Linked DNA regions of Homo sapiens: all the other regions are linked to region 2. A link is a loop called in an ENCODE intact Hi-C map of the cell type or tissue named here. Cell type or tissue: GM12878. All regions are shown on one strand. Region 1 has its middle 15 kb from the start of LASTR. Region 2 overlaps IL2RA (interleukin 2 receptor subunit alpha). Region 3 overlaps FBH1 (F-box DNA helicase 1).

What was found. Peaks named below come from ENCODE experiments on the same cell type or tissue, not always from the same donor. Only the 100,000 strongest peaks of a DNase experiment are listed, where the experiment ranks them.
Region 1: it touches region 2 in a loop (7-fold over the local background); 2 of 110 quality-filtered maps call a loop at or near these places.
Region 3: a loop joins it to region 2, with 6 times the contacts of the local background. A loop is called at or near these places in 3 of 110 quality-filtered maps.

The regions. Positions count from the first base shown.
Region 1 is chr10:5,577,431-5,585,430 of GRCh38, forward strand. No RefSeq gene overlaps it. Among named protein-coding and RNA genes, the nearest start is that of LASTR, 15 kb to the right of the region's middle. RefSeq lists enhancers at 5,974-6,502, 7,109-8,000. In GM12878, no CTCF peak of the experiment used is centred here; DNase peaks (open chromatin) are centred at 1,331, 4,411, 6,381 and 7,641; H3K4me3 peaks cover 1,962 bases; H3K27ac peaks cover 2,185 bases; H3K27me3 peaks cover 88 bases.
Region 2 is chr10:6,047,668-6,055,667 of GRCh38, forward strand. The region is part of intron 1 of IL2RA (interleukin 2 receptor subunit alpha); the gene reads right to left. Among named protein-coding and RNA genes, the nearest start is that of IL2RA, 11 kb to the right of the region's middle. RefSeq lists enhancers at 2,958-3,337, 3,348-3,477, 3,568-3,837 and a cis regulatory region at 4,859-5,359. In GM12878, a CTCF peak has its summit at 3,326; DNase peaks (open chromatin) are centred at 3,274, 3,534 and 5,064; H3K4me3 peaks cover 1,423 bases; H3K27ac peaks cover 3,429 bases.
Region 3 is chr10:5,900,093-5,908,092 of GRCh38, forward strand. FBH1 (F-box DNA helicase 1) reads left to right here. Exons shown (of 21, transcript NM_178150.3): 2 at 2,928-3,083; 3 at 5,945-6,540. Among named protein-coding and RNA genes, the nearest start is that of FBH1, 14 kb to the left of the region's middle. In GM12878, no CTCF peak of the experiment used is centred here; a DNase peak (open chromatin) is centred at 4,309; H3K4me3 peaks cover 417 bases; H3K27ac peaks cover 2,523 bases.

The sequences.
Region 1 (8,000 bases), 470 kb before region 2:
CCCCACACACATGCCCCGCACACACACCCCGCACCCACACACCCCGCACACGCACACCCCGCACACACACACACCGCGCACACACACACACCCCGCACACACACACCCCGCACCCACACACCCTGCACACACACACCCCGCACCCACACACCCCGCACACACACACCCCGCACACACACACCCCGCACACACACACCCTGCACACGCACACCCTGCACACACCCACACACACACACACCCCGCACACACACACCCCCACACACACACCCCGCACACACACCCCCACACACACACCCCGCACACACACCCCCACACACACGCACACCCCGCACACACACCACAGCCACACCCCACACACACACACCCCACACACGCCTTGTTCCTCAGCACATCATCCCCATAGAGGTAAAGGGTGTGTATATGAACCAAGCAAGCAACCTAAATGAATGCAAAGTATGTATAATGAAATACACAGCGTGATCTCCACGACAAGAAGCTAAAAACGATGCATGCCTAAACCCCCATGGCCCAGGTGTTAGGAGGCCTTGGTTATCCTTTGTCCCTCCTCTGGCACCTCCGTCCCCTACTTACAGCTCAGCGTGTGCCCAATGTTAAAGGTGCTGAAGTTCTTCGTTTTTTTTTGAAATGGCGTCTCACTCTGTCGCCCAGGCTGGAGTGCAATGGCACGATCTCCGATCACTGCAATCTCCGCCTCTCAGGTTCGAGCAATTCTTCTGCCTCAGCCTCCTGAGTAGCTGGGATTACAGGCACGCACCACCACGCCCGGCTAATTTTTGTAATTTTTAGTCGGCTAATTTTTGTAATTTTTAGTAGAGACAGGGTTTCACCAAGTTGTTCAGGCTGGTCTTGAACTCCTGACCTCATGATCTGCCCGCCTCAGCCTCCCAAAGTGCTGGGATTACACGTGTGAGCCACCGTGCCCGGCCCAAGGTGCTGAAGTTCTGGGCGGGCTTCACGAACACACATGGGAACTGTCCCCACCACCGCCCCAACACGCGGGAGGGCTGAGGGGCAGCCCCAGCAGAGGTGCTTGGGAGACGGACCCCAAGGCCATTATCGGGAACCAGCAGAAGGTCACAGATACTCTGCCCCTTCCCAGCCAGAAGGCTGCCTCCCATTTTATTACGTTTTCTCACTTGCTTAAACCTCTGGTAAACAGAAAATGGTTTCAGAATTGTTAACCCCTACCACTGAGAAAAGCAAACCTACTCACCAGGGTCAATATCTGTTCATAGTGTTTCAGAAGTAAAATTTACACACAATGAAACCTGAAATGTACAGTCCAGTGCATTTTAATGTACAATCCATGCATGCGGCTCACATCCCTACCAAGTCATATGGCATGTGTTTACCATGCTAGAAAGCTCCATTTGGCCCCCTCCTGACCAAGTTCTCACCCAGCAGCAGCCACGGATCTGATTTCTCTCAATATAGACTGGGTTTGCTGAGCTGGGGCTCCATCTAAATGGAAGCAAGTCTGGGCGCAGTGACTCACGCCTGTAATCCCAGCAGTTTGGGAGTCTGAGGCAGGCAGATCACTTGAGATCAGGAGTTCAAGACGAGCCTAGCCAATATGGCTAAACCCTATCTCTACTAAAAATACAAAAATTATCTGGGTGTGGTGGTGGGCACCTGTAATCCCAGCTACTCGGGAGGCTGAGGACCAAAAATCACTTGAACTTGGGAGGCAGTGAACCAAGATCGTACCACTGCACTCCAGCCTAGGAGACAGAGCAAGACTCTGTCTCAAAAAAAAAAAAGGGGGCCAGGCTTGTCGCTCATGCCTGTAATCCCAGCACTTGGGAGGCCAAGGCGGGTGGATTTCCTGAGGTCAGGAGTTCAAGACCAGCCTGGCCGACATGGTGAAACCCCTCTCTACTAAAAATACAAAAATTAGCCGGGCATGGTGGTGCACGCCTGTAACCCCAGCTACTCAGGAGGCTGAGGCAGCAGAATTGCTTGAACCAGGGAGGCAGAGGCTGCAGTGAGCCAAGATCATGCCACTGCACTCCAGCCTGGGCAACAAAGTGAGACTCCATCTCGAAAAAAAAAAAAAACATCCACACATCCGTGCACTCTTCTGTATCCGGCTTCTTTGGCTCGGTGCCATGTCTGCAGGATTCATCCATGTCTTTTTAGTTCTTTTCATTGTGGTGCAGGAGTCCGTTATGAGAATATAACAGAATTCGTTCATTCATTCTCTTTCTGATAGACGTTGCTTCCCGGTTTTCGCTATCATAAATAAAGCTGCTATGAACATTCTTGTACAGGTTGTTTGTAGACATATGCTTTCATTTCCTTTTGATAGATATCTTGCAGTGAGATGTCTGGGTCATAGGGTAGGTATTTGTTTAACTTTATAAGCACCAAACCCTTTTCCAAGGTGGTTACACCATCCTGTACTCCAACCAGCCACATATGAGAGAGTTCAGGTTGCCCCCTGTCCTTGCCAGCACTTGATGTCGTAAAGCTTCTTAAGTTTAGCCATTCTAGTGGGGGACGTAGTATTGCATTGTGGTTTTCATTTCATTGCTCTAAGAAGTAATAATGTTGAGCATCTTTTCATTTATTTATTGGCCAGTTGAAAATATATGTGTGTGTATATATATATATATATATTTTTTTTTTTTTTTGAAATAGAGTCTCACTCTGAGCCCAGGCTGCAGTACAGTGCCTCGGCTCACTGCAACCTCTGCCTCCTGAGTTCAAGTGATCCTCCCGCCTCAGCCTGCCAAGTAGCTGGGATTACCAGCATGTGCCACCACACCTGGCGAATTTTTGTATTTTTAGTAGAGACAGGGTTTCACTATGTTGGCCAAGCTGGTCTTGAACTCCTGACCTCAAGTGATCCGCCCACCACAGCCTTCCAAAGTGCTGAGATTACAAGTGTGAGCCACTGCCTCTGACCCTAATATATTTCTATAAAGAAATAAGGAGGGGCCATCAAGACTTTTGCCCATTTTTTAATTGGGCTGTTTGTGTTTTTATTATTAGGTTGTAGGAGTTCTTTATAAATTCTCATAAATCCTTTGTCAGACACAGGTTTTGCAAATGCAAATATTTTTCTGAGTCTGTGGCTTGTCCATTATGACGCTTGCTTTGATGAGCAGAAGTTTTTAATTTTTTTAACGTCTAATTCATTAACTGTTTATTTCATGGTTATTGTTTTCTGTATTCTAACAAAGAAATCTTTGTCTGCTCCTTGACCACAAAGATATTATCCTTCATTTCCCATTTTCTTCAAAAAGCTTTTATGGGTTTTGCTTTCATATTTGAGTTTATGACCAATCTTGACTTAATTTTGTGTATGGCGAGGGAATAGTCAAAGTTAATGTTTTTCCCATGGATATTCAGCTGTTCCAGAACCATTTTTTGGGGAGGGGATGTTTTGTTTGTTTGTTTGTTTGTTGTTTTTTGAGATGGAGTCTCTCTCTTGTTGCCCAGGCTGGAGTGCAATGGCGCAGTCTCAGCTCACTGCAACCTATGCCTCCCGGGTTCAAGTGATTCTCCTGCCTCAGCCTCCCAAGTAGCTGGGATTACAGGTGCCCCCATCCCCCGGCCTGGCTTATTTTTGTATTTTTAGTAGAGATGGGGTTTCACCATGTTGGCCAGGCTGGTCTCGAACTCCTGACCTCAGGTGATCCGCCTGCCTTGGCCTCCCAAAGTGCTGGGATTACAGGCATGATGAGCCACCACGCCTGACCACCACCACCATTTGTTGAAAAGGCCATCCTTTCCCTGTTGAATTGCTTTGATAATTTTGTCAACAGTCAATTGTTCATGTCAGTGTGGGTCTACTTCTGAGCTCCACTCATCTATTTGTCTATTCTTAGGTCAATACCACACTATTTAAATAGCTAGCTTTACAGTAAAACTTGATGTTAGGTAGTGTAAGCTCTCCAACTTTTTCTTCTTTTCCTAAATTGTTTTGCCTATTCTAAGTCTCTACATTTCCAAATTTTAAAATTCATTTGTCAATTTATATTTGTTTTAAATGAAAGCCTATTGGGATTGTGTTGAAGCCATACTTCAGCTTAGGGGGAACTGACATATTAATACTGAGTTGTCCAATCCATGAACATAGTATATCTTTCCATGTATTTACATCTTCTTTAATTTCTCTCAGCATCATCTTGTGTTTTCAGTATTGATATTGAATATTTCCCATCTTTTATTAATCTGTTGCTAATTATCTTATGTTTTTTGACACTATTGTAAATGGAATTGGTTTTTTAAATATCAGTTCCCAAATGTTTGGTGCTACTATATGAAAATACAATTGATTTTTGTATCTTGACCTTTCTTCAGAAGTGTTTTAATGGGATCTGAAAGAAGAAGTGAGAGAGGTTTAATGAATCAGCCTGTACCTGAACAGGAAGAGAGAAAATGAACAGAAAGGGAACTGACATGCATCGAGTTCTCTATCTGCAAAGCACTCTGCTGGAAATTTTTCATACTTAATTTTCACAGCAACCCTGTGAAGTTGGTTGTTATCCATGTTTTACAGATAAGGAAAGGAAGTGCTCCAGGACCCCACAGGTAGCAAGTGGCAGCCAGGATTCAACCAGAGCTTTTGAGCCCTAAACCCTGCATTCCTCTCGGTATACAGCGCTGCCACGATGCCGCAGAGCAATAGCATGTCAAGTGCTCGCAGGATGGATGCATAAAGAGGTGGCAGCTTACATCAAAGCCAGGTGACCTCCCGTCCAGCTCCTGCAGCCAGGAGGTGTGAGATCCCTGGTGGGCACATAGAGCTAAAGTTCTCCCACCTGTTCTTTCTAGGGCTTAAGCTGCCATGAGCCAATAGGCATGGATGGATGTGATATCCACAGCATGGTGAGCCATGGGCAACAGGGGCATGACCTAGTCCTGACCACACTGGGCCAGCACCAGGCCGGCCATGCCTCCCCAGAGCCTCCCTGGTCTGGGAAGTTTGTGGGCAGGATAGCAGAGCTGTGAGGATCAGTTCCACCTTGCAGATGAAAGAGTACCCTGAGGCCCAGACAGAACCCAAGTGCTGAGCCCGAGAAGCGAAAATCAGCACTTGGGCTTTGTTCCCCAAACCTCTCCTAACATGAGCATCACCGGGGGCAATTTTTCTAAAGCAGATTCCCAGATAACTTCCCCAGAGTTTCTGATTCAGTAGGTCTGAGATGCGGCTCAGGAATCTGTGCTCTAAGCTGCCGAGTGATTCTTCCAATCAGGATATTCTGAGAAACATGAAGTTACTGCTTCCTTAAGGGATTAGGGAAAAACCTGCAGATTGGATGGGAATGAAACAGACCTCCTACCAGAAGTGAGGTAAAGGTCGAAGCCTGTGCTCAGGCAAGCGAGCTGCGTGAGTACCTAAAATGTGTAGGGGATTCCCTCTTCGATGAGTAAAACGGCCAGAGCTCGGCTCTTAGGAAGGTTAACTCCTGAAATGTTGGGTGGGGTCAGGGAGGGACGCCATGGAGAAAAGGGCTTGGCTATGACTCTCAAAGCCTTCAAAGGAAAATGCCCCCCTCTGGCTCCCCAGGATATGGCAGCACAAGACGTCCAGTGGGTAACTGGAAAGAAACCGTCCCAGGGCTCGTCACAAATCACTGCCCAACCAATGAATCACAGGTTATCTAGACAGGCTGAATTCACCACCTTTGCCCATTGGCCGCTTAGGTGCTGAGGCCGCAGGATCTGCCAGCACAGGACCATCAGTTCCCTCCCGTGCCTTATTTACATTTCATTTTATTATTTTTTTAAATTTTATTTTAGAGACATGGGGACTTGTGTCGCGCAGGCTGGAGTGCGGTGGCACAATCACAGCTCACTGCAGCCTCCACCTCCTGAGCTCAAGAGAGCCTCCCACCTCAGCCTCCTGAGTAGCTAGATTACAGGCACGTGTCACCACCCCTGGCTAATTTTCTTTTAATCTTTTGAGGCTGATGTTCTGGTACGTGGGAAAGGAGAGGGAAAGGGGCTGCAGAAGAGAATGAGAGAAAGGGAGGAAGGAATTGAAGACATTCAAGTGTGAGTGGGGAAATGCATAAAAGAGAAAAGGCTACGCAGGGCCAAGTGGACCCCTGAAAACACAGACACAGAGCAGGCACATGCTGGTGGTGCATGGCAGGGCGCTGTGCTGGGGGCTGTCCCGGCCTGGAGAGGGGCAGAGGGATTGCAGTTGACATGTCAACAATCGCTCCTGAATGGCAAGCCCGAGCCCTCCCCTCCACTCCTTCACTCCTGAAGTCCGGTCAAGAGGCTCCAGGCTCTTTTTTGTTACCTTTTTCCGCACCACTGGTTGCCCTGGCAACAGCCGCAGCTGGCCCGTCTCCCAAATCACAAGCTGTAATGAGAATCTCAGGCAGGTTTGTTCTGCTCTGCTGGCTCGCAGACAATAGGTGGAACGCTGGCCCACAGCTGTGGTTTCAGAACCTGTCCCCGAGGATGCCCCGCAAGTAAGGGGAGGGAACAGGGTCTGGGAGGAAAGGTGAGAAAGGGCTCAGCTAAGAGAGAAGGCAGCGGAGGAAACAGGAATGTCCTGGAACTTCCCTACCACCACCTCTGGGACAAACCGGCTGGATGGGAGTGCACAGTGGATGGATCCATAGCTGAATACACAGCAGCACCTAAAGGAAGTGTCTGCCCAGCCCCCAGCCTGCGCCTGCGCCTCCACTGTTCTCACCCAGCGGCTTCAGTGAAAACACGCTGTCCAGATCCACAAATGACCCAAAGCTTCCAGGGAGAGCAAATGTGCTGCAGGCGACAGAGCTGGTATTCATAAAAGAGACCATATTCGATTGGAACAGTGGGCGGAAACTAATAATTTTGAGAAAGATATAGGAAAAGTTGGCTGAACAGAAATTGTCTCGAGAGGCCGGGCGCGGTAGCTCAGGCCTGTAATCCTAGCACTTTGGAAGGCTGAGGCAGGTGGATCACTTGAGGTTAGGAGTTTGAAACCAGCCTGACCGACATGGTAGAACCCCGTCTGTACTAAAAATACAAAAACAAATGGCCAGGCATGGTGGCGGGCACCTGTAATCCCAGCTACTTGGGAGGCTGAGGCAGGAGAATTGTTTGAACCCAGGAGGTGGAGGTTGCAGTGAGCCAAGATCACGCCACTTCACTCCAGCCAGAGCGAGACTCCGTCTCAAAAAAAAAAAAAGAAAAGAAAAAAGAAATTGTCTCGAGAGTCCAAATCACTCGCAAGCTCAGTGCACATCAACAGGGACGCAGCAGCTTAGAACACAGACGCAAGCGGGAGGCACGTGTGCCAGTGTGTCACTGCAGCCCATTCTTTGCCTGGTGGCTGAGCACCCCTCAGGTAAAGTGTATGGGGTCTTAGAAGTCAAGTTGGTGGATGCAGTTTGAATTCAGCTTCCAGTATTTAAAATGTTTGTAATTGTATAAATCAGAGGCTGTGTAATGTTGGGGTCAAAAGCAGGAATGCTGGAGCCAAACTAACTGGGTGTGAATCCCAGTGTTTATAAGCTGTGTATCCTTGAGGAAGTTACTTCACCTCTCTGAGTGTCAGTTGCCTCATCTATACAATGGAGGCAATAGCACTGCCTCCCTCCTAGGGTTTCAGTGAGAATTGAGTCAGTGACTCTAGGTAAAACACTCAGAAGAATGCCGGCACACCGAAAGTGCAAATTCTGGTTGCTAATGGTATTAGTGACTCAGCTGTTGCTTTCAAAAGGTTGATGAGTTGTTTTTGCCTGGAGGGCCCTGGACTCGGAATGCCTGGCCACCCTCAATACTCTCGAACCTAAACTCCTAGTCACCCTTGTATGGTCAGGCTGTGTCTGGCCACTCCCGACAGGAGGTGAGTAAGAGGGACCAATGACCCTCTCCCCAGAGCAGCCCGAGGCCACATGCACCAGCCCATGGTGCTCCTATGGCCCTTGGAGAGCCCCACTAAGGAAGGGCTGTCCCTCTGCTGGCTGGTCCGTGGGGACCCAGTATTCTGAGGACTCACAGCTGCTGAGGAAACACACTTCCAC
Region 2 (8,000 bases):
TATAATAAATGAAATATATAAAATACCATCTTAGCTTATGAAATTATCTTATATGATAAAATAATTATACAGATATATAATAAGCAATTAGGGTATGTTATATAAAATACTATAGTATACTCATTAATATAATTAGTATATTATATGATAAATATATATAATAAAAGACATCATACACTAATAGAGTATAATAGTCAATATAATTAAAATTATTACTTATGCAGTAATTAATTATGAGGTGATGTGTTCTTCTCATCTCCGTTCTCTAGAGGCAGGAACTAAGGCACAGAGAGGCCCAGTGACTTGCCCAGAGACACACAGCCCCTCAGTGGTGGAGCTAGGACTTGGACCCAGGCAGCCTGACAAGTGCGTGCTCTTACGCACAAGTGTCTGCCTGTCCTCCCGCCTATCCTCCCTCATGTGCTGGCTGCATCCTGCTCCCGTGGCCCCTGACCCTCAACTGCCCTTGTCATGTGCCCGTCATGCATCACAGGAAGGCTGTCATGGGAGTCCTGAGGTGGGTGGTGATAAGTAAGCAAGAAGAGGGGTTGCTGGCGTTAAGAGATTTTAGAAGTTGGAATTGCCAAAAATTGAGGCTGGATTATTAGGTGCATGGAGGACAGCAAGGAAGAAATGAGGATTTTGCCCAGATTTCCTGGGCGATGGGGAGGATGGGGTGCCATTCATTGAGATAGCAAAGAGAGGAGAAAGAGTAGGTTCCAGGGAGGGAGGACAGTTCTGGATGTGTAGACTGAGCAGCCTGTGAGGCATCCACACGGAAAGGTCCGAGGGAAGGGCCTTTGGCCATGCAGACTAGAAGCCCAGCAAGTCACATTTAGTGAGCACCTACTGTGTGCTCTGGTCACTCTAGGCAGGCTAGCTTATGTAGCCTTACAGCACCCAGCAGGGTCTGTGTTATTCCCATTTTATACGAACAGAAGCTGAGGCCCACCGAGGTTAAAACCCTACCCTCATGGACTTCCATGGAGGTTACTCAATGCCCTATGGGTTTGCCTTTCTGCTTCCCTTCATTCTTCACATAAACCCAGTGCTTTCTCTTCTTCCTTCATTCTTCACATAAACCCAATGCTGTCTCTCCAAAGTACAAGCCATGCCCTGACTGAGACCCCTCTGGGATGTTCTGTTCCTTCCAGGACACAGTTTAAGCCCAGTGACATGGGGAGACTCCAAGACACAGCTCATGCCCAACTTCAAAATCTCTGCTTCCACTATGTGCCTGAGCTCTCCTGCCTTGCGGGACTCTGCGTGGCTCTTGGAGCTCACCATGTGTTTTGTCTTGGGCCTTGGTCATTGTATTATTCAGGGAAACAGAATTTCTCTAGAGAAACAAAACCAATAGGATGTATGTAGATAAATAAGAGAATATTTATAATGGGAGTTGGCTCACTCAATTATGGAGGCTGAGAAGTCCCACAATATGCCAGCTGGAGCTGGATAACTAGGAAAGCTGGTGGTGTGGCTCAGTCTAAGACTGAAGGCCTGAGGAGCAGAGGGGCCCTGCTGTAAGTCCCAGAGTCCAAAAGCTGGAGAACCAGGAGTGCAAATGTCCAAGAGCAGACGACGGATGTCCCAGCTTGAACAGAGAGAATGCAACCTTCCTCTGCCTTCTTGTTCTATTCTGGTCCTCTATGGTTGGATGATCCCCACCACACTGGTGAGGGTGATTTTCTTTACTCAGTCTACCAACAAGAAATTTACCCAGTCTATTCAATTCAAATGCTAGTGTCTCCTGGAAATACCCTCACAGACACCCCCAGAGAGACTGTTTAGCCAGCTATCTGGGCATCCCTTAGCCCAGGCAAGTGGACACATTGAAATTGACCATCATGCTCATGCCACACTTCCCTAATGCATTTCTACCTTCTTAACTCCTGCTTTCCCTGGAGGTCTCCCATTGGCTGTCATCTTTCTCTGGGAAGCCTCCGGGACTCTTCTGTCTGTGCTTTGTGGCATTTCTCTGCAGTCCCAGACTTTGCTCCCTTTTCTTTACACGGCACTCACCCTACTGTATCCATCTCCCTCCCACCACCTTGCTAGTGCCTGCACAGAATGGCATGCAAAGGTTTTCGTAAAGGAAAGTAGAAATTCACAAGTTCAAGCTAGGATTTGAATTCAAGCTGTCAACTTTCCAAATTCATAAGACTTTTCCATTCTCTCAAGACGCTTTTCTGGTTGGGAAAAATTCCGGTAGGCAGACAAGATGGGGAAGATTGTTCCAGTAAGGGAGGAGGGTGTTCCTGGGAGTCCAGCTTTGAAATCACAAATGAGGAGGTTCCCTTTGAAGGACAGGAGGAGACCTGCTGGCCAAGGCGTGCTATGTGCTGAGGGAACAGTCTTGGCTGGGGAGCATGTTGTGTGCCAGGCAGAGGAGGTAGCAAAGTGCCCCTGAGGCAATGGAAATGACTGGAGCTCTTGCAGCCGAAAGGGCATCACGACAGGTGCTTTCAGGGGAGATTAACTTGGGGATGAATAACAGGGTGACTGAAAACCAGAGCTTCAGGGCCTGCCTAGGCAGCCCAGGAGATGAACAGTGCCTGTTGACAGCTTGCTTCCTGTGTCGGCCTGAATGCATGGGTTCTGCTCAGATCTACTGGCTCCTTGCTTTCTTGGGAGAGTGAATTACTGCCTCATGGTCTCAGTTTCCTCATCCGTAAAATGGGAATGGTGGCAGGGCGTGGTGGCTCAAGCCTGTAATCCCAGCACTTTGGGAGGCTGAGACTGGTGGATCAATTGAGGTCAGGAGTTTGAGACCAGCCTGGCCAACATGGTCTCTACTAACCTGTCTCTACTAAAAATACAAAAATTAGTCAGGCATGGCGATGGGGCATGCCTGTAATCCCAGCTACTGGGGAGGCTGAGGCATGAGAATCTCTTGAACCCGGGAGGCAGAGGTTGCAGTGAGCCGAGATCATACCACTGCACTCCAGTCTGGGCAACAGAGTGAGACTCTGTCTCAAAAAAAAGGTGGTTGGGGTGGGGGAATAGTGCTAACAGTCCCCATCTCCTATGGTGGCCATGAGGAATCTGTAAGATCACAGAAGCAGAGCACGCAGCAAGGCCTCCCTGGCCCGGGAGTGCTCAGAGCTGGGATCCCAGTGCAGGACGAGGAGGAGGAGGATGGGTGCCCTGGCTACAGGTCCTCTTGCACTAGATTGAAAACGGGGCCAGAGAAGCAGAGCTTGAGAGACGCTGGGAGAGGGAAAGTGAAACTGATGGTCCGGTGGGTGAAAGGTAGTGAAAGCCCGAAGTGCAGTAAACCAGGGATCAACATCTCCAGCCAAAAGGCTCACCCTGTGGTCTCAGCGCCACCTGGGCGTCAGACAGATGTCTGGAGAGACGGCTCTTTTATTCTGAAACACCCCTCCAACTTTTTTTTTTTTTTGGTAATTGTTTGTTTTGCTTTCCATTTAATATAAGGAGTTTTCTCCTTTACAAAAGTTCTTTTTGTTCTAAATCAGGCTGTAAACAGAGGTGCTACCACAAGGACCGGAAGCAGAGACCACACTGGTGCTCAGCTGGGTTGCAGGCTCTGCCTGGTTTCATTGTCGGGGAAGCCACCAGGCCTGCCCCCAGCCAGCGAGATGTCACGCATGCAGCCGGGTGTCATCCCCAAAACTCCCGGGAAACTCTCGGGGCACCAGGGCAGGAAGAGGCTGACGTCAACTTTAACTCCGGGGACTTCAAACGAAACTTTTAGAAATGATTCCTTTGCCCTTTACTTGGTGACGTAATAAACTGATCTTTCTCTGAAAAGATGGGCCGATTTGCTTCAAGGAGCTCATTTCATGAGGAGAAAATACACACAAATATATATATATATATATATATATTTTTTTTCTTTTTTTTTTTGAGACGGAGTTTCCCTCTGTCACCCAGGCTGGAGTGCAGTGGCTCAATCTCGGCTCACTGCAACCTCAGCCTCCAGGTTCAGGGGATTCTCCTGCCTCAGCCTCCCTGAGTAGCTGGGATTACAGGCATGTGCCACCACACCTGGCTAACTTTTGTATTTTTAGTAGAGACGGGGTTTCACCATGTTGGTCAGCTGTTCTCGAACTCCTGACCTCAGGTGATCTGCCCGCCTCAGCCTCCCAAAGTGCTGGGATTACAGACGTGAGCCATCATGCCCAGCTATATATATATATATATATATATATAGAATTTTTTAAGGAAACATTGCTGCTTTGCTACAAAGTATATAATAATGTAAACTGGACTAATACGATTCCTTCCTCCTTTCCTTGGAGAAGTCACAGACTTTTAGGATTGGAGAACGGTTCACATGCATGTGTGTGGGGCAGTTGGTCAGAGCTGTCCATTATGAAAGGTGCTTCTAGAATACTTGGGGAATGTGGGAGCTAGAAAACAGGTTGTTATTAAAGGAATTGAAATACTCCCACTTGAAATGTTCCCATTTTCTCTGTAAAGGAATTTCTTGAGCAAAGGAAAACTCTACATCCTCTGTCTACCTGAAGTTCAAAATTAGTGGTGTTTGGTTTTAATAATTTTAGTAGTTGATGACAAAACAACGCTCTCTGCTGTCCTCTCTGTCACATCTAACATGATGTGAATGAGGCAGTCCCTGATGTGAGATGTGCTGGGTTTTGCAGGGGTAATGAACATCGATCTGTGTGTTCCATCGACTCCTTCTTTAAACTTGTATCTCAGCACTTAGCCTGTGTCATAATTGTCTGTGCAGAGGTCAAGGATGGGCTCTTATTCATCTCTGTGTCTCAAACCCTGTGCCTGACACATAGCAGTTCCTCAATGAACATTTGCTGAATGAATGAATGAACAAAGGAATGAACAAACCAATAGCCGGAAGTCCTACCACACAAGAGGTTGTCTCCAATCTCCCTGACTTTCCCTCTTCCTCCTGTACCCTCAACCCATCAGCTGCCTGTACTGCTGTAGCAACAACTTCTCTCTGAAAACCTTCCCAGGGGAGAAAACGCGCCCCCCCTCACGCCTCAGAGGCACACACCTATCCTAGCCTTTGTTTTTTTATTGCTGAGAGTACAGAAAGCAGCGGCTTCTGAAGGAGGTATCTATTTTGGTCCCAAACAGAAAAGAGTGGGTGATTCTGTGGGCAGAGGTGGCAATTCCTGAATGTGGTATGGTGACTCACGCCCGGAGGTGCTCAGAATTTCCTCTGTTTTGTGGCTGCTGGGGCAGGTGCGACACTGCCGCTTTCTCTAAAGATGCCCCCAAGCTGCTCTGGGGGTAGAAGGAAGGCTGCAGGGAACAGCAGGACCCGGAGAACCCAGACCCCAAGGACCAGGTGGTCCTTAAGCCATCCTGCAGGAGGCCGGCTGCTCTAGCAGGTTGAGGAGTGCCACGCGGCTCTGTGGGTACCGCCTCACTGCATGTACCTGGGGCTGAAGGAGCAGTGGGCATTACTCACAGCCTATTACTTCACCTTTGTAAAAAACAAAAATAACTTCCCTGCTCACATGGCACCTTTGTCTTTGACCTTTAGCAGCAGTTTAGACAGGAGGAAAAAAGGCAGGTTCTGGAATGAGAGCGCCTGCTTCCTATCCTAGCCCCTTCCTCGTTGGGCTACATCAGGCAACCCATTTAATCTCTGTAAGCCCATTTAACCACAGTTCACCAGGCAGAAAATGGGGATAATCATATGACCTACTTTATTTTGAGAATTAACCAAAGTAATACTATGTCTGAACATAATACCTGAAAGATAGCATTTAGGCAATGGATATTCACTGTGGTGGTTCTAGCTAGTGTTCAAATGTTTTCTGGAACAAAGCTTGAAGCAAATAAGAACGAAAGGAAACATAACTATCAGTATCGGAGTTGGTGCATGGGCCGGCTTTAACCAGTCATGTTTCCTAGTCTATAGCTTTGCTCATTTTCTTACCAAAGGAAATCAGGGCCTGTTGGAGACTGTCCTATTTTCCACGCTCTTTAGAATAAAGAAACCAATGGCTTTCACAAACTTCCTTATTTAAAATTAATTATCATTTTAAAAAATAGAGGTGGGGTCTCACTATGTTGCCCAGGCTGGTCTCAAACTCCTGGGCTCCAGGGATCCTCCCCTCTTGGCCCCCCAAAGTGCTGGGATTACAGGAATGAGCCACTGCACCTGGCTGCAGCTTCCTTTTTATTCTTTTGAAACATTGCTCTTTCTTCTTCTTTTGGGTAAAAGGACTCAATTGCTGCTAGTCCAATTGCACCAGCTTGTTCTTGCACTGCATACAGCGTGGGAGGAAAAAGCCTGGGAAACGGGGGGACATGGGCCAGCGAGCTCATCCGGCCACACCTTCCACCATGGGGCAGGCCCCTCTACTGGCACAGGATGTCAATACTCCTGATCCGTATCTTGCCTTCCCTCCACCCGTTCCTCTTCCTCCCAGCACAGTGACCTTCCGGTCAACCCCACCCATGCCACCCACACTTTGTTGCCCTGGAGTTTCCTGCCACCTGAACCCCTCCTTAAGCAGGATGCCTGGATCCGGGTCGAGGGCTGCAGGCGGAGCTGCTGGTCAAAAACCCCCCGGGGAACTGGTTGGGTGTGGGAGTGGGAGAATGGGCTGTCAGGACAAAAGCACTGGGACTCCAGCCCTGTGGTGTGCACGTGGCTCGGGCTGGGTCAGGAAAAAAATGTGGAGGTAGGGAAACAAGACCCAGGAACTCTTTGGCTGCCATCCAGGGTCATGTGGTGCTGGTGATAAGTGATCAGTGACCCATTGAACCGAGGACGTCTACCGGGGACCAATGACACCTGTAGACACTGCAGGGTTGAAGCTGGGGGAGAAGCACTCACATGCTGTCTGTCTGAGCAAAAGTATTCGTTTTTGTCCGAGAATCTGAGACTCATTTGCTTGGCACACACACACAAAACTTCATGTATGTTGAAATATGGCTCATTATGTAGTTGTCCTGGCAAACCCCTCATCTCTCTAATTGGTCAGCTCACTACTCATGGAACACGGTCCATGTACACGACTCCAGCAGCATCACTAGAAAACACCATTCTCCAGCCCCTCTCCTGATATTCAGAACCACCATTCAGAGCCAGGAGGTCCCAGGGCCACCTTCTCTGAGAATTTTTTTTCTAGTTCTCCAGGTAGCATGTTACTCTCCCTATTCTGATCATTTATGGCATTATTTGCAATGTTTGATCAATATTTGATCTTTCCCAGATTGGTTTTCCCTTTTTCTAATTTTTTTTTAAGAGGCAGAGTCTCACTATGTTGCCCAGGCTGGTTTTGAACTCCTGGGCTCATGGGATCCTCCTGCCTTGGCCTCCCAAAGTGCAGGTATTACAGGCATGAGCTATCACACTCAGCCTATTTTCTCATTTCAGTCGCAAGTTCTGTGTGGGTAAAAGCAATGCGTATTTATTCTCTGACTTGATAGCCTTGTTACTCAAAATGGGGTTCATGCACCCACAACATAGGCCTCCTGTGGAACCTGTTTGCACCAGAATCTTAGGCGGTAACCCCTGACCTCCCGAGTCAGAATTTGCTCCGTGACAAGATCCCTGGATGATTTCTAAATGCATTAAAGGTTGAGAAGTACTGCTTGAGCATACCTGTTCCTAGTGAATCAGACCAACCATGGAAATCATTATTCCATCTCTCTAATTTGGTGAGTTTCAATCCTAAGTGCGATTTGGAAGTATTCAAGGAACTGGAAGGGAAGGTATTGTGATGTTCGGTTCTGTTCCCCAGAGAGTCCGCTTAATTCATCTTATGAGTCTTGGCCATCACTTTTTTTTTTTTTTTTTTTTTTTTTTTTTTTTTTTCACCGCCCTTAATCCATTTAATCCTGAGTGGACACAGCACATGTTTCAGAGAGCACAGGGTTGGGGGTAAGGTCACAGATCAACAGGATCCCAAGGCAGAGGAATTTTTCTTAGTGCAGAACAAAATGAAAAGTCTCCCATGTCTACCTCTCTCTACACAGACACGGCAACCATCCGATTTCTCAATCTTTTCCCCACCTTTCCCGCCTTTCCA
Region 3 (8,000 bases), 150 kb before region 2:
TCCAGTAATACAGAATTGGCTGTATTTGGGCTGCTAATACACTTCCTGCTTTGCCATTAGGTGGCATCTTTATAATTTGAAGGATATTTCAATGTCTTAGGCAGGCTACTCACATAAGCCTTGTTAAATAGAGGAAACAGGTAAGTTTGTATGCATGCAGTTGGATAATTTGACAGACAGTTTTGAGCATATTTTCTCATCTGTTCCTGATGACACTTATCAGACTTAGATGAGATTGGGCGCGTTCAGGGTGGTATGGCCGTAGACCTATCAGACTTAGAGACCTGAGGTGCCCTGAAGCCATAGAGCAACCAAGTGGCCAGCTGAGGGTGCCAGCCCAGCCCTCCCGCCAGGCCCTCGCCGGCTCACCACGCTGCGCTGTGCTGCTTCGTGAGAGTGAGCGCATCTGTGATTGCTGAGGCCTGGCGCTCATGGGGTTGCACCCAGCTTCTGAGTTCAGGTAGTTAGACGATTTCCAGCGTCCTTTCAGAGGGGCTCTCAGAACTGCTTTTGTTTGTAGAATTGATTTTGGAAAAGTCTTAAAATATTCATGAAGTTTTTTTTTAAAAAAGCTGGTATTAAACCTTGAAAAAGTTAACTGAAATTTGGAAGGGTGATTTCTGAATTAGCTAGGGAGGAATAATGAAAAAATATTGTAAACTATATCAGCTAAATCACTGGGGTCTTGGCTTTATGTATTTTCAAGCTTAAAGGAAATGTCAAGCTGGGCACAGTGGCTCACATCTGTAATCCCAGCACTTTGGGAGGCCGAGGTGGACGGATCACTTGAGGCCAGGAGTTCGAGACCAGCCTGGCCAACATAGTAAAACCCCGTCTCTACTAAAGATACAAAAGTTAGCTGGGTGTGGTGGAGGGGGCCTGTAGTCCCAGCTACTTGGGAGGCCAAGGCAAGAAAATCACTTGAACCCAAGAGGTGAATGTTGCAGTGAGCCAAGATTGTGTCACTGTGCTCCAGCCTAAGCAACAGAGGGAGACTCTGTCTCAAAAAAAGAAAAAAGAAAAAAAAAGAAATGTTGAGTGAGATTCTGGCATTTGATACCATAGTTTAGTGGTGGAGTATTCTTTATTTTCTTTTTGAGATGGAGTTTCACTCTTGTTGCCCAGGCTGGAGTGCAATGGTGCGACCTCGGCTCACTGCAACCTCTGCCTCCCACGTTCAAGCGATACTCCTGCCTCAGCCTCCGGGGCATATGCCACCATGCCCAGCTAATTTTTTCTATTTTTAATAGAGACGGGGTTTCACTATGTTGGCCAGGCTGGTCTTGAACTCCTGACCTCAGGTGATCCACCCGCCTCGGCCTCCCAAAGTGCTGGGATTACAGGTGTGAGACACTGCGCCCGACCTACTGGAGTGTTTTTTAGGATCTGTGAAAATATGATACTGGTAGAACCTGATTTTATTCTCTTTTGACCATCTCCTATAAAGGCTAACTTTAATTCTTTTTTTTCTTTTTCTTTTTTTTTTTTTTTTGAGATGGAGTTGTACTCTCGTCCAGGCTGGAGTGCAATGGCACAATCTTGGGTCACTACAACCTCCGCCTCCCGGGTTCAAGTGATTCTTGGGCCTCAGCCTCCTGAGTAGCTGGGGTTACAGGTGCCCACCACCACACCTGGCTGATTTTTATATTTTTAGTAGAGATGGGGTTTCACCATGTTGCCAGGCTGGTCTTGAGCTCTAGACCTCAAGTGATCCACCCATCTTGGCCTCTCAAAGTGCTGGGATTACAGGCGTGAGCCACTGCACCTGACCTAATTCTTATTTTTTAAGAAGTGTATCTTTACATTTTAGTGTTTCATGCCATAAGGAGGTAGCTAGATCTTACATGCAGTAACAGATGCAGAAGCATGGAGAGTCTTGGTTACACATGGATAAGAATTACCTGAAAGAAGATGAGTAATACAAAACCAAGTATTTCAGTACCGTTGAAACAAAATTCTAGGCGCAATTGTTGCTGTAGTGTTTTGCTAAGGGAAGATATGAAGTTTTCTCCTCTAAAGGTCCTGAAAAGGAATTGGCTTCTCTTCCATTTGGGGGCTGGGGGAGTCGCTCCTGTCCTTTCAAGTCAGTTCTCAATACCAAGGGGCTCGGGGGGCTGAGACATGTGTGCCCTTTGGTCCTTCTTTCAAGGAAACTGCAGCCTGTTTTATTATCATGATGTTTTGCTTCTAGTTATGTGCTTTTCATGTTATGTGCTTTTTACTACAATTAAAAAAAATTTAACCATTTAACAAAAAAGAAAGTTATAAAAGTTTTTTGTTATTTAAAAAAATATATAGCCGATTCTTAAATACTTTTGATTATAATAGAAATATAAATGGCCTGGAGAAAGTTAAGGAACAGATGCCAAACCTCAGTATATCCACTAGTGACAACTTCTTTTTTTGCTGTGTCGCCCAGATTGGAGTGCAGTGGTGCGATCTCAGCTCACTGCAACCTCCACCTCTTGGGTTCAAGCGATTGTCTTGCCTCGGTCTCCTAAGTAGCTGGGATTGCAGGTCTGCACCACCACGCCCAGCTAATTTTTGTATTTTTAGTAGACTTACTAAAAATGTCTTGCCCCCTCCTCCACCTCCCAAAGTTCTGGGATTACAGACGTGAGCCAGCGCGCCCAGCCACAACGTTTTCTTAAATGAGCATTTCATGACCAAGTCTTCTAGAAAGTATAAGTAGAAAAAAAAACTTAAGATCTTAAAATGTCACTTAGGATTCTTCAATTCTAAGGAAGAAAAATGCGAAGAAATTGAAAGGACAAAGTTGGGGGGCAAGGGGAGGGGGGAACGGTTGGCTGGGGTGTTGACAAAATCGTGTCACTATGCAGAAACTTGAGTATAATGTGCTGGCTAGCTTGTAGAATCGGTGATAACTAATGAATATCCCCTTTCTTCTACCTGCTGGTATGAAACAGTGAGACGGTTTAAGCGGAAGCATCTTACTGCCATTGACTGCCAGCATTTGGCTCGGAGTCACTTGGCTGTGACCCAGCCCTTCGGTCAAAGATGGACAAACAGAGATCCGAACCATGGTCTCTATCCTAAACCGAGAACAAAAAGAGGGAGTAGGGGTATGTCTCCTCTAAAACTCTTGCATTTCAAAACCTGTAGTGTGTGGGTCCTTTGACTATCTCCTAGTTTAAAAGTATTTGTAAATGTTGCTGCTGTGAGTTTGTAGTCTTCATGCAATAGCTTGACACTTTTTTTATTGTGAGTTTTCCATGAAGTTTTTTTTTTTTTTTTGAGACGGAGTTTCAATCTTGTTGCCCTGGCTGGAGTGCAATGGCGCAATCTCGGCTCACTGCAACCTCTGCCTTTTGGGTTCAAGTGATTCTCCTGCCTCCGCCTCCTGAGTAGCTGGGATTGCAGGTGCGTGCCACCACCCCCAGCTAATTTTGTTTTTTAGTAGAGACGGGGTTTCTCCATGTTGGTCAGGCTGGTCTCGAACTCCTGACGTCAGGTGATCCACCCGCCTCGGCCTCCCAAACTGCTGGGATTACAGGTGTGAGCCACCGCGCCCCGCCGAGTTTTCCATGAAAATTCTATCCTATTATCATAGTTTGTAAAAGCTGTGGACAAGTGTGATGGAATGAATCCTATTAGCTTGTGTAATTATAAAGTGATAGAAGACATGAGCCAGTGTCACTCTTATTCCAATCCAGAAACACTGAGATTAGTTGACTCTTCATTCATCTTCTCTGTCCAATCTGTCACTAGGTCCATGTGTCATTGTTTTTCCTCCAAAATATTCCTTCATCCTGAGCTCTTTGTCACCTAGGACCTGGACTACTACAGTAACCTTGCTCCTTGACTTCAGATTTTATCTCTGCTAAATCAACTGGAATGTCCCCACTATGTACCAAATGAATTCCCACTTTAGTTAATAAATCTAGATTGCCTTATTTCCCTTTGATACAACTAATTTCAGAATTCAACTCAAATATTATCTGGTTGTCTTTTTTTTTTTTGAGGCAGGGTCTTGCTCTGTCATCCAGGAGTGCAGTGGCACCATTTCAGCTCACTGCAGCTCTGCCTCCCAGCTCAGCCTCCCAAGTAGCTGGGACTTACAGGCGCGCGCCACCATGCCTAGCTAATTTTTGTATTTTTTTGTAGAGACAGGGTTTTGCTACGTTGCCCAGGCTGGTCTCAAACTCCTGGGCTCAAGAGACCCACCTGCTTCCGCCTCTCAAACTGCCAGGATTACAGGTGCGAGCCACCTCTCCCAGCCTGGTTGTCTTTAACTATTGTATGTTTCCTGCTGTGGGAACTACTATAACCAACTGTATGAGGCAGTTTGAAACTTACTTATATCCTGTCTGATACTGAGTTTGTTCCATATATAGAAGTCTGTTTCTTCTCTATTTTGAGTTTTTTACTGACAAGGACTTGTGAGGTGGCCCTGACCACGTGGTGACATCTCAGTGACTGTGGGTGTGACTGGATTCAACAGTTGGAAGATACCAGGATTTGGCTGGGAGCAGTAGCTCATGCCTTATTTGTAATCCCAGCAGTTTGGGAGGTTGAAGTGGGAGAATTGCTTGAGCCCAGAAGTGCCAGCCCAGCCTGGGCAACATAATGAGACCCCGTCTCTATTTTAAAATAATAATAATATTTTTTAAAAAAGAAAATGCTAGGATTTAACCCTGATCATATGGATTTAACCTGTAGTAATAGTGAAGTCAAAACTCTGGGTTTCTATCAGATTGCCCAAGAAACAGTTAACCGTTATAATTTTTTTTTTAAATTTTACTAATATAGAAAAATATCTGTTTCAGTTTCATAAATTTTGTTAAAGGCTAAACCGAGTTTCAGTCCATTCTCTTCCAAAGTGAATATTTTGGATACAGCCATTTAGAAAGGAACTATGTATTATTGATAAAGTGTTTACTTCTTTGGCATTTAAAAATAATTTTTAGGAGTTTGAAAATGTTCCCTATGTTCCTGAAAAGTCTGTGAGGTTTTTCACTTTACATTTGTCTCAGAATCATTGGTGCTTAGTAAATGTTCACTGAACAAACATGTAGAAGAGATTAGGTACCACTCTAACACTATAAAGAGAATTCTGAGTCCCGACTTTTTATTTTAAAAATAAATTAATGTGTCACCTTCACAGGAAGAAATACAAATAAAAGCTGGGCGCAGGGGCTCACGCCTGTAATGCCAGCACTTTGCGGGAGGCCGAGGTGAGTGGATTACTTGAGGTCAGGAGTTCTAGGCCAGCCTGGCCAACACGGCGAAACCCCATCTCTACTAAAATACAAAAATGAGCTAGGCATGGTGGCATACGCCTGTAGTCCCAGCTACTTGGGAGGCTGAGGCAGGAGAATCACTTGAACCTGGGAGGTGGTGGTTGCAGTGAGCCAAGATCACACCACTGCACTCCAGCCTGGGCGACAGAGTGGGATTCCATCTAAAAAATAAATAAATACATAAATAAAAAAGAAATAAAAATAAAAGTTTTAGCACTGTCAAATGAGAAGAGTGAGATTTTCCGAATCCTGATGACCCCAAGCATGTGAATTTCTGCTTAAGCACATGTAGACTTGCTGTTGTAGAGTTAGTGGGAGCGGGGCACTTTGTGAGTGGCGGTGTGGTTGTGAGCAGTCACCTCCTTTTTGTCTGTCCATTCAGATGTTCCCTGTGCAGCGTGTTTCTCTGTACTTGTTTTTACTGCAGGGAGTATTGCTGGCCATCACATCATGTGAAGACTGGTCTCTGTCTCTTTGCAAATGTGTGTCTGGTAATATGATAGAGCCAAATATAAATATTGTTTGGATTAGTTATTTATATAATCAGTTGGCCCATAAATGTGTTTTTATCTCTTTCCACTATTAACATAGATAATTGAAAATTAGTGTGTCTTATATGGATTAACAGCAGGTCAACAGTCATCGTTCATTTCTTGTCCATCCTGTTTGGGTTCTCTCTACAGGTCAGGGAAGTCAAAGATGCATCCCTGAGTTCTTCCTAGCAGGCAAGCAGCCGTGCACCAATGACATGGCCAAAAGCAATTCTGTTGGCCAGGACAGCTGTCAGGACTCTGAGGGTGACATGATCTTTCCTGCAGAGAGCAGCTGTGCACTGCCTCAGGAAGGCAGTGCAGGGCCGGGCTCACCAGGGTCTGCCCCGCCCTCCAGGAAGCGGTCTTGGTCCTCTGAGGAAGAGAGTAACCAGGCTACCGGGACCAGCCGGTGGGATGGAGTTTCTAAGAAAGCTCCACGGCACCATTTGTCTGTGCCATGCACAAGGCCTAGGGAGGCCAGGCAAGAAGCAGAGGACAGTACGTCTCGGCTCTCTGCGGAGTCTGGTGAAACCGACCAAGATGCTGGGGACGTGGGTCCTGATCCCATTCCTGACTCATACTATGGGCTTCTTGGGACCTTGCCCTGCCAGGAAGCACTGAGCCACATTTGCAGCCTGCCTAGTGAGGTCCTGAGGCACGTGTTTGCCTTCCTCCCGGTGGAAGACCTCTATTGGAACCTGAGCTTGGTGTGCCACTTGTGGAGGGAGATCATCAGTGACCCGCTGGTGAGTGAGTGCTGGAGTCGGGAGATGTTTCCTCTAAAAGCACGTAACTTTGCTTAATGCACGCTTATAATCAGAGGATCTTTTCAGAAATGGTTTCCATTTGCCTTCAGAAGACATTCAGACTCCTTAGAGGCATTTAAGGCCTTCCGTGTCTGCCCCACCCTATGACTCTAGCCTCTTTGTTCACTTCCACTCAACACAGCTTCCCTGAGTTCTGTCTACAGCTCATCTGCTGTGCCCTGACCACAGACTGCACATTCCTTCCCCTCCCTGGGTTGCTCTCATCCTCCCACCTTCCCCACCTGGAGGGTTCCTCATATCTCCCTTGACTTCTTTTTTTTTTTTTTTGAGACAGAGTTTCCCACTGTTGCCCAGGCTGGAGTGCAGTGGCACGATCCTGACTCACTGCAACCTCTGCCTCCCAGGTTCAAGTGATTCTCCTGCCTCAGCCTCCCCAGTAGCTGGGATTACAGGCGTGCGCCACCACACCCGGCTAATTTTTGTATTTTCAGTAGACATGGGGTTTTACCATGTTGGCCAGGATGGTCTCTGAAACTCCTAACTTCAAGTGATCTGCCTGCCATCAGCCTCCCAAGTGCTGGGGTTACAGGCGTGAGCCACCATGTCTGGCCCATTTTTTGTTTGTTTGTTTGTTTGAGTGTAAGCATTTATAGCAATAAACCCCTCTCTTAAAACAGCCCAACAGCATTCATTGCATTTCATAAGTTTTGGTATGTTATGTTTTCATTTTCATTTGTCTCAAGATATTTTCTACTTTTCTTTGTGATTTCTTCTTTGACCCATTGGTTGTTTTAAGAATGTGTTTTTTGTTGTTGTTGGTTTTTTTTTTTTTTTTTTTGAGACAGAGTCTTGCTCTGTCACCCAGGCTGGAGTGCAGTGGCTCGACTTTGGCTCACTGCAACCTCCACCTCCCAAGTTCAAGTGATTCTTGTGCCTTAGCCTCCCAAGTAGCTGGGATTACAGACATGTGCCACCATGCCTGGCTAATTTTTGTATTTTTAGGAGAGATAGGGTTTCACCATGTAATCCAGGATGGTCTCAAAGTCCTGGCCTTAAGTGATCCGCCTGTCTCAGCTGCCCAAAGTGCAGGGATTACAGGCATAAACCACTGTGCCTGGGCAAGGGTATGTTGTTTAATATCCATATATTTGTGGATTTTTCAGTTTTCCTTCTGCTATTGATTTCTGGTTACATTCCATTGTGATTTAAAAAGATACTTCATATAATAACTTAAGTGGTTTTTAAGTTTGTTGAAACTTGTTTTGTGGCCTAACAGGTGATCTATCCTGGAGAATGTTTCATGTGCCCTTGAGAGGAATGTATATTTTGCTGTTGTTGGGTGGAGTATTCTGTATATGTTCGTTCAGCCCGCTTAGTCCATAGTGTTGTTCAGATCCTCTGTTTTCCTTATTTATCTTCTGTCTGGTTGTTCCATCCAT